2 separate regions of the Mus musculus genome follow, and region 1 is linked to region 2. The links are chromatin contacts, found by Hi-C or POLR2A ChIA-PET in ENCODE. All regions are on one chromosome and are shown on one strand. Each heading gives the region's core, a stretch centred on a gene start or an enhancer-like site at or near the end of the contact. The rest is flanking DNA. Distances are from core to core; before and after follow the strand shown.

Region 1 (2,914 bases), core at 402-2,901, 630 kb after region 2:
CCCAAGATGGCAAGAGAGAAGCAAGCAGTAAGCAAGAGTAAGAGAGGGAGGAGGGGGGCAAGCAGCCCCTTCTATAGTAGGTCAGGCCTAACTGGCTGTTGCCAGGTAACTGTGGGGATGGAGTTTAGATACAATGCTAACTAACCTGCCATTAAACTATATATGGATCTCCTTATTCCCAAGTTTTTGGTGGCAAAACTCAATCTATCTGCCTAATGGCTTCATTCTACTGATATCAGGCTCCCTTGGGAACTCACAGTAGAGCTGGGCTGAAGGGACCCAGGACACAGCCCCAGAGCAAGAGCCATATGAGCAGGGAGGAAAAATACAAATTATACTCAACACTCAGAGGCAGAGCTAAATCCTGCTTTTCTTTACTTTGTTCTGGGTGCACACCCTATCCCCAGAGCCGGTGATATAGTAAAGGATCCAGACCCAGACACGGCCCGGTGGCTGTCAATCACACCAGCTACACTCAAAATCCACTTCCTCACAGAATGCTAGGGGGGGGCGATGATTGAGCTCTGTACTCAGTGTTGTCCTTTCCTCAGGCTGAGATGTACTCTTATGGATGGTCCTGCACATAAGCGTAGGACTAACCTCAGTGCCTGCTGAAGCACGCTCCCTCCCTTCTGCAAACTGTGCAGACCTGGCCTTCCCTGACTCCTCTGCTATTCTAAGCACTTCCTTTCCTTTCAGTTTTAGTGAATCTTTGATGGCGGATTAGATACTAGGGAAACCCTGCTCTACTAGGGCATCCAAGCAACCCTGCTGTGTCTTTCAAATATTTCCTGTTGCTTTTCTGGGGATTCCTCCCTGGTGAGGTCCTTGGTCAGTCTATCCAGGCTTCTTTCGGTAGAACAAAGGCCAGATCCTTAGTTGCTCCTGGCGCCTTCTTATCTAAAAATAGCCTTGCAAACCTGATTTTATCCATTTTCTATAAATTCCCAGGGAGCCCCCGTAGTGCTCCTTAAGGTCTAAGTAATAGTGACAGTTTGCTTTTATGGCTGAGCTGTGGTCATAACGTATTCTCTTTGCCAGCACAATTGGAACAATAAGACATTTACAACCAGTGCGAAAGTCTAGCCCCTGTCATAAGCCAGCCACTTAGAGATCATAATGTCACCTCCATATCCTATAGCTAAAGTCCTCAGGAAACACCCAGCTGTGCCAACTTAGGGGGTCTAACTCCCACTAACTGGGGGACTTGGTCAAATGATATATATGTATACAGAGAATGGATTTTACATTCAGAGGCCTCCTTACTCTGCATATCCTTACAATAGTGCCTGAAACAGATAATTCTAAAAAATACCTCATAATCATAATTGCTTTATGTCTTGTATCCAAAAGAGGCAAATCAAATCAATCAATCTTAATCAAATGCAAGCCTATTTCAGAACGCATGTCGCAGGACCCTGTTAGGTAAGCTGTGGGACTGACGACTTCTTCATGGAAACTCTGGCTTGAATATAGAATTATCTGTAAGGAGGGAGGAAGGAGGACAGAAAAGATCAAGCTCCTGACAGAATAATTTCCCTAAGGACGCACCAAGTCAGATGATTGGTTTCTTCCCCTGCACTGCCCCCTTGTGGTAAAATGTCGTTAGTGTTTTGGTAGAAAGAGGAAGTAAAGGAGACAGCGATGAAGGGAAGTCGGGCTCCAAAGAGGAGCTGCCAGCCTTCAAGGAGCTTGTGGGGAACCCTGCCCTGCCAGAGCTTCCTGTTCTTTGCTTTGTGGCCCTGTGAGAGGCGGCAGCTGCTGCTGCCCCACCCTGACCCTTTCTCTCCTCATCAGATCTGAGCAGCGTAACCAAAGATACATGGCACAGACCTCAGGAGCCCGCAGGAAAGGAGCGCCTTCCTGGAACGGTTTACCTTGCCCAGTCGTCCTGGACGCTCCCAAAGGAGGTTCTGTCGTTGTTAGCGATGTACATCAGTCTCCAGTGAGGCACATAACGCTTCAGTGAACATCTCGTCCAAAGGGACATTTGAAAGAACAAAAGAAGACCAGAAATATTTCTGAAGGAGTAGAAGCTGGGAGGGGACTTTGGGACACTTCTTTCAAGTTTCCTCCTCTGCTAAGAGAAATCTACAAACACAGGGGATTGTGTTATTCGCGTCACTGAGAGCAAGAGGAGAACGTCTGATTTGGGCATAGTATTCCAAGCACAGTTTATCGAAGTAACTGGACTCATAAATACAAAGTTGGAAAGCATCTCATGTGTACTGGGTTCTCCCTGGGAGCAAGTGCCTGTCACTGTCAGGGGAGACCTCTCCTGGAGGGCACAAATACTGCAACGTGTCAGTGATCCAGTTTCAGGAGTGAAAAATAATGTTTTGTGCAAATGCATTAATATTCTTCAAAATCTAGAAAGACATCAGAACTAGGAAGGTAACTATTGAGTGCAAACTAGCTTTTGGATGCCGTATTACTTCTTAATAAAATTTTACTAAAACTACAACCCTGAAAATAAATCAGATACTACAAATATATCCTTGTTTGAAGGCGGTGATAGATACCTGGTACGGACCAGATTGTGTCAGTGAGCAGGATCGACCCTTCCCCAGACACATTTTCAGTCAACACTTTCCTGTTCTGAGATGAGGTCCAAGGAGCGCTGGGTGCTCAGATACACTGGGGCTTTGCTCTGTAAGCAGCCTGTGGTTTCTGGGGTCCCCAGCAGAACCCCAGGGCTCTCTACCCCACATTTTGCTCTGGAAACCCAAGAGTCCTGTTGTGATTTATGAAGTGACAGAGTTAGGAAGAAAGGCAGCTCTTGGACCCGTAGCCCAACCAAACACACAAGCTGTGGTCGTCGCCCCAGACAACTGCTCTTCAGCAGGCTTGAGATTTCTCCACAGAGAGCAGAGTCCTTTCATGTGGGCAAAGAACGACTTTATCAGACAGAATG
Region 2 (2,756 bases), core at 13-2,512:
CAGGGCTGAGCCCGCATCGCGACCCGAATGCCTCGAGGTGCCCGGCATCGCGGCTCCGGTCCGGTTCTGTCGGCGGCAGAGCGTGCACAGCGCCCGCCGCTCCGGAGCAGCGCGGGACCCTGGCGGCCGACCCGCGGAGCAGAGGCTGCAGGCGGGAGGAGCGTAGAGCCCAGGAGCCGCGAGCTGCGCGCCGCCCGCCGGCTGCTGGTCTTGTAGTTCAAGTAGCCCGCGACTATTGAAATAAACCAATGAGGGCGTCCGGAGTCCGTGACGTCACCAGAAGCGCCGGTCGCCGCGAGCGAAGGCCCGACGGGAATCTTACAGGGCGGGAGCCTGAGGACGCGCCTGCGCAGAGGAGGGCGGGGCGGGCGGCCGCTTTCGGCCGATCTCTGCTGCTCAGTGGATCTGTAGCCTCATAGGATCCTGCCGGAGCCGCTGGGCGGTCCAGACAAGCCCTCGGGGCCTCGAGGTGTCGGCCTTCGCCTCAGCTAAGGGGTGAAGCGCCTTCTCCTGGTCGCTGGGTGGCGCCTAGGCAGGAGCGTATGGATCTGAATGACAAACTGCCCCGTCCTGGGTACACTACTCCTTTCTCTTTCTCTGTGATGCTGCCATACAACATAGGGAAACGCTGGAACTTTTACTGTTTACTATTGTTTCACCTCTCCTGTATATCATTTGTTTGTTGTTTGATTTTGAGGCAGGGTCTCATAATGCTGTCCCAATTGTCCTGTGACTCACTGATATCCGTTATCAGAGCTCACTGATCTGGGATTAAAGGCGTGTCTCTATGCCCCGCATTCCAGTAAACTACCCCACCCCCACCCCCAATTAAAGATGGGTTAATTTAAAATGCCAACATGAGCTATTGTTGATAACAAGTGGTGTACTACAAGAAATTCAGCTGTCCATTAATTTTGCTAATCCTTGGTTGTGACATCAGACCATGAAGTTCCACTGACCCAAATAGATATTACATTTAGAAATGAAGTGCATTGTGGTACATACCTTTAATCCCAGAGTTTCAGATCTCTGAATTCAAGTTAGTCCAAGTCAGCTATGTAGTGAGATGATGTCTCAAAAGTAGAAAAAAAGTGTTCATAAGAAAACCGGGCAGCCAGGAGGCGATGGCCAAGCCTTTTCCGGGCATCTCAGGAGGCAGAGGCAGGTGGATCTCTTGAGTGCAAGGCCAGCCTGGACTGCAGAGTTAGTTCCAGGTCAGCTACACAAAGAAATCCTGTCTTGAGAAACCCTGTCTCGAAAAACAAAACAAAACAAAAACCACAAAAAAAAAAAAAAAAACCAACCCAAACACACACACACAGAGAAATATATACAAAACCTAAATAAATATATAAAGACACAAGTATATTACCTTAAATGTTCACATTTAATAGTTAAGAATCATACATAAAATATAATAAAATGTAATCATTGTTTTCATAACTACCCTTTGAAAACAAAAGACAGCTTATTTGCTCTTATTTAATAGTATTCTAAAACTTTCAATGCAATATTCCCCTGAAATGAATGACTAAAAGATCTTCTTTTCCCCTCAAGTACACAATAAAAAGGACTTTCATGGGTACTCGTAGGGGGATGCTTAGAGGCCGTCACTCTTCTGATTACATGTGGGACGTCCATCTGAGGTGCCTCGGGTCTGATCAGGCTCTGCTTGCTTCTTCGGCTGTCCTGTTGGCCTACCTTGTTTATCTTTCATGCTGCATCGAAGAAAGAAATCAGTGTGTTCTGGTCGTAGCTGTCGAGAATCTCCAGGAGCATGGGTACTTTGGTTTTTACATTAGTGCCTTTGAACTTAAATTTATCTATAAAAAGATCAGTAATCATACCTACGAAGAAAAATATTATTTCTTGTTATTGATTAGTTCTTTTAACAATGCATGTGGCATTCTCTCACCACCTGAGACTCCATTATTCAACACATACAAGCCTGGAAGAGGTTGGTGTTTTTAAAAACAGATGTGTATGTGGAGAAGGTTTGAAGCAACTTTCAAGACATAAATATTTGATAACCTTCTAACAATGGGTTGCAACTGCTGACCTAGACAAGCCACTGGTCGCGATTCTGAATCTGTGTCGGTGCACCCTGCATCCCAGCGACTGACTGCTGCTGCATCAGGAAGAACGTCTGAACTGAAGCACTTCACCCATGGGCTTACTGGGTGCAGAGGTCTGGGAAATTACTGCACCTTTGAGTTTTCAAGATGTAACACAGAGACAACTCAAGTTGTCTATTATTTATACAAGACCCTTGAAAAAAAGTATATTTTAGGAAGAGAAAAAGAATATACCATTGATACTTTTTATATTGGTCCAATGAGACTGAGTGCTGATATCTGCTAACAAAATGGCAATGCTTTTACAATAAACAGGTGAATACTTGCACTCAGTGGGATTTAAAAAAAAAATAGAAAAAGCTTCGTGTCAGTTTAAATCAGGTTTTATCATGAAGTCAATCAGATTAAGACAATTTGCTGGTAAATGATTTACAAAGGTAAACTTTGGTTTTCAAAGCTGCTTCCTAGATTTTGGAATCACAGATGAGAGACGGTAGATCTGCAACACCATCATGTAAGGATATTTTAAGAGACCCTGTGCTTGCCGAATAGTGAACACTCAGATATCAGTACTGTTCATCTGTGAGAAAGTCTTGGGTGCATAATAAATTCTGTAGGCAGGTTAGTGGATCAGTGTGGGCTGAGGACACCAGTCATGATGGCCCCAGGCCTGCATGTCAG

What was found. A loop is a pair of places that touch in the nucleus more often than their neighbours do. ChIA-PET counts read pairs that join two places held with the same protein, here RNA polymerase II (POLR2A).
Region 1: a loop to region 2 is called in a map of v-Abl transformed pro-B cells, with 2.7 times the contacts of the local background. The contact joins the enhancer-like site here to the promoter of Ccna2 in region 2. A Hi-C loop is called at or near these places in 1 of 37 maps with a recorded cell type or tissue (v-Abl transformed pro-B cells). POLR2A ChIA-PET finds 5 or more read pairs at or near these places in 1 of 5 experiments (Patski).

The regions. Positions count from the first base shown.
Region 1 is chr3:37,202,525-37,205,438 of GRCm38, forward strand. No RefSeq gene overlaps it. Among named protein-coding and RNA genes, the nearest start is that of Gm36168, 20 kb to the right of the region's middle. Within about 2 kb of position 1,652, at least 1 of the 3 ENCODE cell types and tissues checked has a DNase peak (open chromatin) inside an H3K27ac peak, as active enhancers do.
Region 2 is chr3:36,571,776-36,574,531 of GRCm38, forward strand. Ccna2 (cyclin A2) reads right to left here and starts at 1,263. Exons shown (of 9, transcript NM_009828.3): 1 at 1,006-1,263; 2 at 1-528. The coding sequence starts at 48. It overlaps Bbs7 (Bardet-Biedl syndrome 7 (human)), which reads right to left. Exons shown (of 19, transcript NM_027810.3): 19 at 1,368-1,847. The coding sequence ends at 1,714.